Linked DNA regions of Homo sapiens: region 1 is linked to region 2. The links are chromatin contacts, found by Hi-C or POLR2A ChIA-PET in ENCODE. All regions are on one chromosome and are shown on one strand. The core of a region is the stretch at or near the end of the contact, and the rest is flanking DNA. Distances in the headings are between cores, read along the strand shown. Region 1 holds the start of H1-8 (H1.8 linker histone). Region 2 overlaps IFT122 (intraflagellar transport 122).

Region 1 (6,164 bases), core at 1,078-3,577, 53 kb before region 2:
CAAAAGCCATTGTACACTTTAAAGGGTGAATTGTATTGTATGGGAATTATTTCTCAATAAGGTGTTATAAAATAGTTGCAAATGAAGTGGGATCAAGGGTGGGGGAAGCATGAGAAGTTGTCAGTCACCATGAAATGCATAAAAGGGATTTAAATATGAAACCGGATTTAAATGTGGTGAATGGAAATGTTGATTTCTGATCAATCTGCAGAATTTAAAGACTTAAATTCTGGGCAATATCGTGAGACCTCGACTCTACGAAAATCTTTAAAAATGAGCAGAGTGTGGTGGTGTGTGCCTATAGGCCTAGCTACTTGGGAGGCTGAGGTGGGAAGATTGCTTGAGCCTGGGAAGTGGAGACTGCAGTGAGCTGAGATCACACCACTGCACTCCAGCCTGGGTGACAAAGCAAGACCCTGTCTCAAAAAAAAAAAAAAAATTGGCTATATTAAAATTTTTTTTCAATAGAAAAAAAAAACCATGAAACTCTAGATCTAGAGCAAAATTATAAAGAGACCTAATCACTTCGACCCCTGTTGGGTCCTGGCCATGACGAGCCCAGTGTGGGAATATTCATTTGGGGGCCAAAGGCGTTGAGCTGGTGTAGTCCTGGGTCACTCCCGGGTTCTCGGGAGTTTCATTCTTCCCTCTAGGCCTCAGTCTTCCCATCCGTACAGTGGGGACGGGGGCCTCTAAGGAGGTCTGAGCCCTCCCAGCTGCAGTGCTACAGGGCTTCCCAAGGGTCTTCGCTTGGCCTGACTTCACGAGCAGCTCCAACCCCTCCTCTGCTTCCCCCAGACCATGTCTGTCCCAGAGAGCCACCCCCAGGAGTCCTCCCTCAGGTCTGTTCCCTCTCATCCCAGCCCCTCATTCGGCAGCTATTCCATGCCTGCTGTATACCAGGATGTCCAGAACAGAGCTCAGCCCCCCAAATCTGCCCCTCCTCTCTCTTCCAGGAATGCCCCATGCCCCCACTGCCCATACCTACCCAACATCCAAGCAAGAACTGGGGGCATTCTGGGCCCTTTCCTCCTCACCACACCCACTCGAGGCCTCCCCATAGGCTTTTCTCTCCATATTCTGGCCTCTCCTCTCCAACTCCCCAGCCCCAGCCTCCTCCCCACTGCCTCTTCCCCACCGCATGCATTCTCCTCGCTGTATCTCACACCCCTCACCTCCCTGCTTGAAACCGTCCATGGCTCCCTGTTCAAGATAAAAGTTGACCTAACTGAAGACCGCCTTGGAGGCCCTCCCACTGCTCCCCTAGCACTGCCCCAGCACTTCCCTCCTTCCCAGAAGGAAGATGCAGCTTCCGAGACAAGCTGCTGGTGCGCTGGCCTCTGGGCCTTAGCCCATGCCGTTTCCTCTGCCTGGGCTGCCTCTCTCCTCCCGGTCATGCAGGCTGCTCTCACTCATCCTTCAAGGCTCAAAATGCACCTTGGTTTGGACACCTCTGACTTCCCAGTTAACTCTGCCCTTTTACTTCTCGGCACCTGGACCCCCTCCCTATCTCCCTAGGTGTCTTGGCAAATAGAACACTTCCCCCGGCTGAGGCACACCCATCCTTCAGGGTCACCTCTTCTAGGAAGCTTTCCCTGACCTCCCAGAGTGGGTTAGAGGACTCCTCTGGGCTCCTCCAGCTCTGGATTACCGCCACTGAAGCACACATCACATTAGCAAACAGCAACAAGCCATGGGCCAGGCTTCCCCATCAGACCGGGAGGTCCTCGAGGGAGTGAACTGGGCCTGGTTTGCCTCGGTGCACCCTCATGTCCAGATAAACCCTGAGGTGTTTTTTGGTTGAAAATCGGAATGCCTAGCCCTGCATAAAATGCTCCTGCCCCAGTCCCTCCAACTAGCTGCCCACAGCTGCAGCCTGGCTACGGGCTACGGTCCCAGCAGGAAACGGGCTCCAGCTGGAAGGCCCTGTGGCTCTTCCCTGAGCGAGGCCGGCCCCAGCCCCCAGGCCCTACCTGGCCTTGCTACCTGTAGATCAGCTCTTCAGCCAAAAGGCAGTTGAGCTCAGCAGCTTGGTGCTGGGTGGGTGCTGGGTGAGTGCTGGGTGAGTGCTGGGTGGGTGCTGGGTAGGTGCTGGGGCCAGGCTGGGAAAGAACGAGAAGCAGGGGTGGAGCATCAAAGGCAACCCAGGGAGTGGGCTCGCAGGGATGAGGGAGGAGCTGCCTCCTCTTGCTCACCTGGCTTTTCAGATTCAGGAGACCTGGATGATCCTGCTGTGGAAGTCGAGGAGGGTGAGATGTCGCTGGTGACGCTCCCAGGAGCCATGAGACCGACAGGTGCAGCCAGCAGACCCCTCACCCGGGTGTGAGGCTGCTGGGCCTGCCCACTAGGCTTATATACCAGCAGCCCACCCCCACCACTCCAATCAGCCCTGATTGGGCTGGGAGTGCTCCAAGCTGCTGACTGGGGCTGGAGGTGTGGAATGGGGCACAGCATCCTGCCTTCTGTAGGGAGCCCCAGCTGGACTACCCACTCCTGTGTAAGCTTGGGGGTGTCGCTTGACTTCTCTGGGTCTCAGTCCCCATGGTGCAATGTTGGGAGCTGAGATGCTTGATCTCGCCTGTGCCCTCTGCCCACCAGGGGCTGGAGATGCTGATGAGGAATTGGGGTCACCTGTGTTGTCAGGGAGGCCGCTGAGGCGGCCCTCTAATCCTACCAGGTGGGCAATGGGCTGCCCCACGCCACTGCTGGCCTCAATTTCTCAAAAAGTAGCAGTTGGAGGCAGCCCAACTGCTACTTTTGCCCAGAGCACATGCCCCTCAATCAGAGTAGCCCCTTCTGAGGCCAGCCAGGCTCTCTGGGCCTATGCCCTCCTTTGGTTTTGTTTTTAAAGAAATAAATCAATAACGGAGGATGCTTCACAAAAGTCTTCATAGATAAGGACAACATCCACTGGGACAATGGACAAAGAATATAAACAGGCAATTCACCAGCCTAAAGGGTGAGGAACAGAAACAGGAAAATGGACACTCAACTTCCTTGGCATTTGAGAAAATTCAAATTGAAACAATGGTGAAATACTACTTTTTCCCATCAAATTGACAGACAAAAAAAAAAAACTTTCCAAGCAAACACCCAAGGCCTGGCTAAATCACACCCTTTCTGCAGAATATTCTGCAGCCATCTAAAATGACAAGGTGGGCTGGTGCGGTGGCTCAGGCCTGTAATCCTAGCACTTTGGGAGGCTGAGGTGGGCGGATCACCTGAGGTCAGGAGTTTGAGACCAGCCTGGCCAACATGGTAAAACTTCATCTCTACTAAAAATACAAAATTAGCTGGGCGTGGTGGTGTGCACCTGTAGTCCCAGCTACTTGGGAGGCTGAGGCAGGAGAATCACTTGAACCTGGGAGCTGGAGACTGCAGTGAACCAGGATCGAGCCATTGCACTCCAGCCTGGGCAACAAGAGCGAAACTGTGTCTCAAAAATAAGTAAATAAAAATAAAATAAAATAATATAATATAATATAAAATGACAAGATGGATTAAAACAAGGATGAGAGGCCAGGCATGGTGGCTCATACCTGTAATCCCAGAACTTCGGGAGGCTGAGGCAGGAGGATCGCTTGAGCCCAGGAGTTCAAGACCAGCCTAGGCAAAAAAGTGAAATCCTGTCTCTACCAAAAAATACAAAAATTAGCTGGGCATGGTGGTGTGCACCTGTAGTCCCAGCTACCTGGGAGGCCGAGGCAGGAGGATTGCTTGAGCCTGGGAGGTCAAGGCTGCAGGGAGCTGTGATCACACCCCTGCACTCCAGCCTGGGCTACAGAGTAAGACCCTGCCCCCCCCAAAAAAAAGGGGGAGGGAAAGAAAAGAAAACAAACAAGAATGAGGCTGTATTTCACACTCAGCAAAATGACAAAGATGTAAGTGTCTATCAATAGTGAGTGACTAGGATTCAAGGAAAGTATAGCTGCTGGGGGGTGGGGAGTGAGCTGGTAGCCGCCTTAGAAAGCAATTCAGCGATGTTTCATACAACTAAGGAGGGACTCACTCCACAACCCACCTATTCCACTCTAGGCGTAGATCTGAGACAAACATATACACTTACGTGCAAAGATGTTTATTTCAATCTTAGCAGAAATTCAAAACAACATAAATGCCCATCAGGTGGAGAGTGAACAAGTAAACTGTGGCCTATTCGCACAGTGGAGTAGTATGCAGTAGTGAAAAGGAGTGAACCAGAATGTATCGGAGAGTACACCCCAACTACTGAGAAGACAAAACTTGCGTGTGTGTGTGTGTGTGTGTGTGTGTGTGTGAAGGCACAATAGTTCTTTTTAATTTTTAAAAAATTTTTTTGTTTTTTTATCTTACCAGTCACAAGCAGTAGAAAAAAGTTCTGAATGGATTCATACCAAGGTAATAGTAGAAGTGGTTACCTCTGAGGAAGGGATGGGTTTTAAACAGCATACATTCTTCTCTAGGTAGTCTCTTTATTGTGGAATTTTCCCAGAGGGCTCTCCATCACCAGAGATCTGGACTCGGGGAGGCTGTGGTCATCAAAGTGTTCTAAAGTGAAGTCAGATTTCACTCCCCCGCTTAGCATCCTGCATGGCTCCCCACTGCCCGTGGGTGAAAGTTCATGCTCTTCAGTCTGACTTAAGGAGCCTCCTCCCCGCTTGAATCCCACAATTCACCCACACTGCGGCTCCTGGAATGGGCCATGTGCTGATATCGGGCCCCTTTTGTCTCCTCTGTGTGTGTTGAATTGATGCAGAACTGCCCCCAATTTTTCACTCCTGCCCATTTGCAATGTAACTTTGCAACCCCTCTCACATTTCTTGTTTGTTTGTTTGTTTTTTGAGACAGGGTTCCACTCTGTCGCCCAGGCTGGAGTGCAGTGGTGCAATCATAGCTCACTGCAGCCTCGACCTTCTGGGCTCAAGTGATCTCCTACTTCAGTCTTCCAAGTGGCTAGGACTCAGGCACATGCCACTATGCCTGGCTAATTAAAAAAAAAATATATATATATATATATATATATATATATATATATATATATATATATATATATACACACACACATACATATATATATGTGTATATATATGTATGTATATATATTAGAAATGGAGTCTTGCCATGTTGCCCAGGCTGGTCTTGAACTCCTGGCCTCAAGTGACCTCCCACCTGGCCTCCCAAAGTGTAGGGATTACAGGCATGAGCCACTGCACCTGGCCCCTCCCACATTTCTTAAGTCTGAGTGGATTCCTTAAATCTTATGACTTGCTTTGACCAATAGCAGAAATGATGGTATGCCAGTCCCATTGCCATGTTAACTAGCTCCTAGCTAGCCTGCCAGATGCTGAGGCCTATGGCCATCACCCCTGTTACCCAGCCATCTGAGGGTCAACCAGCCAGTCCCCAGCCAACCCTCCAGTTGACCACAGATGCTTGAATGAACCCAGCCGAAATTGACCAAGCTTGGTTCAGATCAGCAGATCTGCCTGGCTGATCCAGAGTCATGAATGATATGCAGCTTGTTGTTTTAAGCCATGAAGTGTTGGGGTTGTCTGTCTTGCCGTACAAGTCAATTGATACACTTGGCCTTAGAAAGCCCCTCTGTATGCACTGCCCCCCCTTCTCTGGACTCTTTCCCACTCATCTTTTGGCCTCAGAGTAGATGCCGCATCTTCAGAAAAGCCTTCCCTGGCCTCTAGAAGGTTAGGGGCCCCTCCTCTGGGCTCTGCCAGGCCCCAGCCTTGCTCCTGGAGAGCCTCAAGCGCTCTGAATCGCAGCTCTGCTTCCGTGTCTCCAGCCTTTGCGCTCTGGTTGAGGAGCAGGGCTGTATCTGTCTTGTTCCTGGTGGTATCCCTGGTGCCCAGCACAGCACCTGGCACACGGTCGGTGCTCAGTACCCATTACTGTGATACCTGGAGGTCCCAGTGCTGGAGGCCTGAAAACCCTCTTCCGGGACTATGCTGGAGCAGAAGACGAAGCAAAGAGGCAAATGGAAGTTGGCACAAGTGGGGGCAGCAATTTTGATCACATTTATGGGACACTTCCAAGAACTGAGAAGTAGAGCAACACTCAGTGATAGAAACATTCCCACGAGCTTCTTCCGAAACCATGCTCCCGGCTGTGCCAGGATCAAGTTTCGCATTTGAAGGGAAGAAGCTCTAAAATGTGCTGCATGATCTAAAAAT
Region 2 (5,832 bases), core at 445-2,944:
TGGGTGATTGGCTAGGGGTGGGAAGTCAAGCTCTATCTAGACAGTGAGCCACAGAGGAGAGGAAGGGAGCAAGCACAGATTAATCATCGTGCGTGCAGGAGGTTATACCACCCAGCGAGGCATGGCTTTATCCATGGGATTGGACCATGTAAAGAACAGCAAAGACATCCCAGTTGCATCAGTCATTTTGAGATCAGGTAAAACAAAACCGTGATGCCACAGTCTGTGGCGGTGCCTCCTTGGGAGACTCTAGACCCAAAGAAGAACAAGCCGGTCTGACCCTCTGGGGGGTCACGCAGCATCACAGCAGGAGAGGATGAGATGCATGGACTGATGAGAGACTGCCTATACATCTTGGCAACATGGGTAGAATGCAGGGGACAGCTATGCCTACCCAGTGGTGCCACAGACACAGGGGACCCAGAGCCCCTGGTACCACAGAGGGAGCAGAGGAGGGGAAAGCTGAGAGGGTATAAAGACAGATTCTGGAAGAAGGTGGAGGGGTAGGGAATGAATCCCACCAAGTCTGTGGAAGGCAAACTCTTTATGTAAACCCTAAAATTGCAGCCCTTGCCTTGAACTCACAGTAAAGCCAGAGACTTTAACTCATGGACCTCTAGAAGTTTCTGAGGAACAAGCAGACTGGTGTTAGCTAAGCTAGTTTTGCTGCTTTCAGATTCTGCCCAGGGTTTGGAGGAGCACAAGCCACCAGGTCAGGCTGCTTTCAGGTGGCTTTGCTGTCACCATTTATTGCCCCATTCAAAATGGGCTGACCTGTGCCTAGAGGAGGCAGCAGCTCCAGAGCCCTTTGAACTGAACACGCAGAGCAATCCTGACCACTTGCAGCCTCTGCTCAGCAGCATGGCATCCTCCCTCCTGAAAAGACCTCGGGAGATGAGCAAGTCCCCGGCCTGCCTTGCAGGTGACCACAATGCAACTTTATCTTTTCATCCCACAGGACCAGGCTTCCTGTCAAGAGACTGAGGACCCAGGGAGAAACATGTCTCGGCCCCTGTCCCCCTCCACAATTCAGAGGTCCACATTCTAACAGGGAAAGCTGGTCAATTAAACAGATCATGACACCTCCCAGAGCTAAGAGCTCTCCAACTACGAACCACATGCCTGGAGAACACGGATGAATGGTCTGAGCATGAGCAGGGGTGGGAGGCAGCGTTAAGGGAGGCATCAGAGTCAGAACCTGGCAAACAAGTGTTTGTGAAGAGGAATTCGTAGAAAAGGGCAATGCGGGCATCACATGGGCCAAGGAACACAGGGCTAAGACTACCTGTGTCCCAAGCTGTAGGTCTTACACATCACCCTCTAGATCTGGGTTTCCTTAAAGCGCCTTGAGAGGGCAACCCTGCAAAGCCCAGCACAGTGGCCAAGAGGGAAAGGAGCATTCGAGGTCTGAGTCCTCGCTCTGAGCCTACTTCTCTGCTTCTGGGCTCCAACCATCTTCTTTGTGGAAAGGGGCCTGCTACTGACACCCTCTCAAGGGTCTTTCTAGCTGTAGCTCAGCTGTGCTAGTGTCTAGGATTTGCCCATTAATAAATCTGTTTCCGAGTTCCTTCAACCTGACACATTTTGCAGCGTCAGGGTGCCTGGTCAGAGTCACAAGGCCCCTGAATGAGCTCAGCAGAGGGAAGCCTGGGAATAGGGAGGAACCTGCAGCTCTGCTCAGGGTCTGGCGGGAGCTCAGCAGCTCTTCTCTGCCATCTAGTGGGGATGGCTGTCCATCTCTAGGAACCACTATATCCAAGCTGGTGAGCCTGAGTGCCTGGCACAGAGTAAAGAGGTGGGGTACTCGGGATTTAGATGAAATAGTAACATCCAGCCTATCTTCAATATCATGTGGCTTTTTCAAAACAGCATGTTGTACACAATAGATATATACCACATACACTTACTTTTCAACTATAGTAAATCTGGCTGGGTGTGGTGGTTTATACCTGTAATCCCAGCACTTTGGGAGGCTGAGGCAAGAAGACTGCTTGAGCCCAGGAGTTCAAGACCTGCCTGGGCAACACAGTGAGTCCCCGTCTCAATATTTAAACAAATATATAAAAATATATATATTTATAAAAATATCAGTAAACACTCATATTAAACCTTGTGGCTTTTTACAATCCTTTCTATTCTAGGGATTTGTCGTCTCCCTCCCTGCTGGCATTTCTGGGTGGGGCAGGAGAGGGAAGCTCCCTCCATAGAGATGCCTCCTCCCTCCTCTGAATTCTTTTTTTTTTTTTTTTTTAAGTCAGAGTCTTGCTCTATGGCCCAGGCTGGAGTGCAGTGGCACCATCTCGGCTCACTGCACGCTCCGCCTCCCAGGTTCACGCCATTCTCCTGCCTCAGCCTCCGGAGTAGCTGGGACTACAGGCGCCTGCCACCATGCCCGGCTAATTTTTTGTATTTTTAGTAGAGACGGGGTTTCACCGTGTTAGCCAGGATGGTCTCGATCTCCTGACCTTGTGATCCGCACACCTCGGCCTCCCAAAGTGCTAGGATTTACAGGCGTGAGCCACCGCGCCTGGCCCCTCCTCTGAATTCTTACAGCCTCCTCCATCTCCACTTTCCTACACTGAGGACATCTAAAAATATAATCTAGATCATTGTTACACAACGATCACTTCCCTTGTTTAGTAATGGCTAGCATCTGCACAACCATCCCTGATTTAAATTCCCCTTTACAACATCTCAGTTAAGCCTCATGACTGCAGCGGGCATTCTCACCACCCCCATTTCAGAACTGGGAGGACTGGGGCTCCAAGGAAAGTGGCTGGCCTGAGGTCCCAGAGCCCCTTATGTGACACAGCTCGTTCTCAGCCAGGCTTCTTAGTCCTGGTCTGGTCCAGTCTCCTCTCTTCATGCCTACAAGTCTTGATCTAACCCAAGGCGGGCATCACGTCCCTCTTTGCCACTCCTTCAATGTCAGCCCGGGAATATGGACAAAATGAGCAGCTCATTAATTGACTGTGGGGAGATAAAGAGGGAAGGGGTAGGGGAGTGGAGGTTGGAAGCCATTCCTTCCTCCATCTGAGGTTCTAGATGGAAACACAGCTCAGGAACATACCTGGGCTTTTCCTTATGTGCAGAGAGGGGTCAGATGTTTTCAGCCATCTCTCTAGCTTTCATAGACTAGGCCAGGAAAGGACACAACGAATCAAGTCCATGAATCCCGCCATGAAGGTACGTGGGAAGTGCCCACATTGCTGTCAGAATCAGAGACCTTGACCATCTCTCCCACCTTAGTTGGCAGATGCTAAGAAAAGCAGCATTGTGTGCAGCATCATGGCCAGTGACTACACCGATAATAAAAGCCGCCATTTACGGAGTGCCTGTGATGTGCCAGGCTACTAGTCAGGTGCTTCCCACAGAGAACAGCTAATAAGAGTGACAGCCAGAATCTGACATGCTGCTCCTGGGTCAGGCTTTACAGGCATCCTCCCATTTGATCCTCACAGCTTTGTGAGGATGGGGCCTGTCATCATCCTACGTCTATAGAGAAGCAATCTTAGAAAGGGTGTCACCTACCCAGGCCCACAGTGAGGAAGTGGCTAAGATACAAGCCCAGGTCAGCCTAACTCCAGAGACTGCTGCAGTCTATGGCCTCTCCGTGCCACCTGGGTCCCCATCTGCCTTCTTAAGGGACCCCACAAGGACCAAACTCCAGCTCCTGCTGGCTAGATGCTTACCTTCTTTGCTGTTTCAAAATCTAAACCTTCTAGCGCTTCCATGGCCAGTTCACGCCAATCAGTGTCTGTGACACCCAAGCAAGCAATCTGGTAGGCTTCCTTGAACAGTTTCCTATCCAGGTACTGGTACATGGGAGCGGACTGCAGGATTTCATCAAGGGAAAAAAAGAAGACTGTTTTCAGAGCCATGGAAAGAACCAGATGCATACAGAGCCTGCCTCCAGATGCGTGGGATGATTACCCATGCCTGGGGAGCAGCCCTGCAGCCGCCAATCAGCACCCTGCCCAGCCTGCCCAGCCCACCCTGTGTGCTCCATCCTGCACCTCTCTCATGACTGGGCTACTGTGCTCCACAGCACAAACTCTCTGCCCATCCTCCCCTCCTTCCCACCTACAGGCCTGCCTCGCCATAGGATGTCACCCTCACCTGGAATGCCTTTGCCCCTCCCCACTCTGCCTCTGGAAAATACCTATTTGGCTTTCAAGGCCCTGTTGAAATGTCACCTCTTCTGCAGAGTCCTCCCAAGCCCCTCAAGCCCCCACCCCAGGGGAAAGAGTCTCAGCTTCCTCTGCCCTTTGTCCAGATCGCAGGTTGTGCCGCAGTTACAGGCCTGTTCCCACAGCAAAGCCGTGCACAGCCGTGGGCAGTGGTGGGTTGTATCGGCCTCCCTCAGCAGAACCCCAGTCTACGTTTGCTGACACAATGAATGAGTTCGTGGGAGGAAGCGGTCTGGAATGGCCTCTTCTTCCAGGGACTGAGTCCAAGAAAGGTAAGTGATTTGCTCCAAGTTACCCTGGAAGCCTCTGGAAACAGCTCTCCTGATCCCTGCCCTGGGGACAGATGCCCTCCTACAAGATGGGGTTGCCTTGCTGTGAGTGCCCATGAATAGTTCCTAACGACTTCTCTTTCTTAGGTTTATAAAAGGCTTTTGGCTGTCCCCACAGTCCTGTGCAGTAGGTATTATTTCTCCCTGGCTACAGCCCAGGAGACCGAGACTCAGAGAGGACAAATGACCTGTCCCAGCAAATAGCTGGCAATAGCCAGAGGTGACTGGACTCCAGGTTCTGTGCCCCTTCCTGCCACATGTATGCACGCGTGTATATGTGCATATGTGCGTGCAGGCCTGAGAATGAGTCTTGAGTTGGGCCATGACATCTTTAACAAGGAAAGGCCTTGCCCTTGTTTTAGGCCAGCCAGTGTGCTTCAGTGGCCTGCATCTCTCCTGGCTTCCTGGGCAGGGAAGAGAAATCAGCCAGGACCTCTGTGCTAATGGTTCCCAAATGTGGAGCTTGAAGTATTGTTTTCTCCATTTGGGGCTTTTGTCTGTCTTTGAAATTTCCAGTCCCATTTTTTAGCTTTAGAATTGAAGGAATTTTTTTTATTTTGAGTCTGTCTACTCTCAGAGCAAAACATGGCTGCTTCCAAGTGCTTATCTTTTCCACCATGCCATCTCTCCTCATTGGCACATTAAATGCTCCCTTTAGCGGGGCAGCAGGCATAGGCTACGGAGCAGGTGACCTAGAACCCAGGCCAGGCTCAGCCACATCCTAGGCTGGTGACTTTTTGGGTAAATCCATTAACTTCTGTTTAGATGTCCTGCCCAGCTCAGGCTACCATGGGCAAAGGAGAGATGTGCTCCAAAAATAATGAAGCACTGGGCAAAATGCAGGCATGATCATTACCTTCACTGTATTTTCTCAGCACCAGCTCCTCACCATCTCCCAGGCTCTCCAGTCTTGTTCCTACCCCCACCTTTCCCTTTGTTTGAAAAGCTTCCCTGCTCCACTCTTCCTTTCCAGACCTCTCAGGGCTCAGATCAAGTTTCACCATCTCCTGGAAGCTTTCTCAAACTCCTGAAAGCTTTTCTTAAAGCACACAATGAGCTTTCCTTTCTAAAGTCCGTCAGTAAGTACAGCCTGTTGCAATTTAGTTGTGTTTTGTGGTTTTTGCTATTTTATGAGTCAGTAATAAGGAGAAATAATAATAGAAATTTGGCTTGACGAAACCTGAAAGATGGGTATAATTAACCCCATTTCACAGAAAAGAAATGAGGCCCCAAAGAGTGAAATGAGTTGCTCTAGTTACAGCTGCTTGAGATGGCAGAGTCAGGACTGAAAGCTGGTGCTCCTTCCCCGAACC

What was found. A loop is a pair of places that touch in the nucleus more often than their neighbours do. ChIA-PET counts read pairs that join two places held with the same protein, here RNA polymerase II (POLR2A). Pooled maps may share reads with other maps.
Region 1: a map of endothelial cell of hepatic sinusoid shows a loop between it and region 2 (4-fold over the local background). The contact joins the promoter of H1-8 here to the enhancer-like site in region 2. A Hi-C loop is called at or near these places in 26 of 168 maps with a recorded cell type or tissue (Caco-2, HepG2, Panc1 and 11 more), 2 of 37 single-sample maps with no recorded cell type and 11 of 50 pooled maps. POLR2A ChIA-PET finds 5 or more read pairs at or near these places in 5 of 52 experiments (GM12878, HepG2, activated CD4-positive, alpha-beta T cell and 2 more).

Annotation. Positions count from the first base shown.
Region 1 is chr3:129,539,338-129,545,501 of GRCh38, reverse strand. It overlaps H1-8 (H1.8 linker histone), which reads right to left and starts at 2,327. Exons shown (of 5, transcript NM_153833.3): 1 at 2,196-2,327. The coding sequence starts at 2,283. RefSeq lists an enhancer at 2,287-2,788.
Region 2 is chr3:129,486,258-129,492,089 of GRCh38, reverse strand. IFT122 (intraflagellar transport 122) reads right to left here. Exons shown (of 30, transcript NM_052989.3): 16 at 3,693-3,833. Among named protein-coding and RNA genes, the nearest start is that of RHO, 39 kb to the left of the region's middle. RefSeq lists silencers at 1,728-1,797, 2,204-2,412 and an enhancer at 1,510-1,804. Within about 2 kb of position 1,694, at least 16 of the 41 ENCODE cell types and tissues checked have a DNase peak (open chromatin) inside an H3K27ac peak, as active enhancers do; they include heart right ventricle, left ventricle myocardium inferior and tibial artery, where a contact is called at or near this core.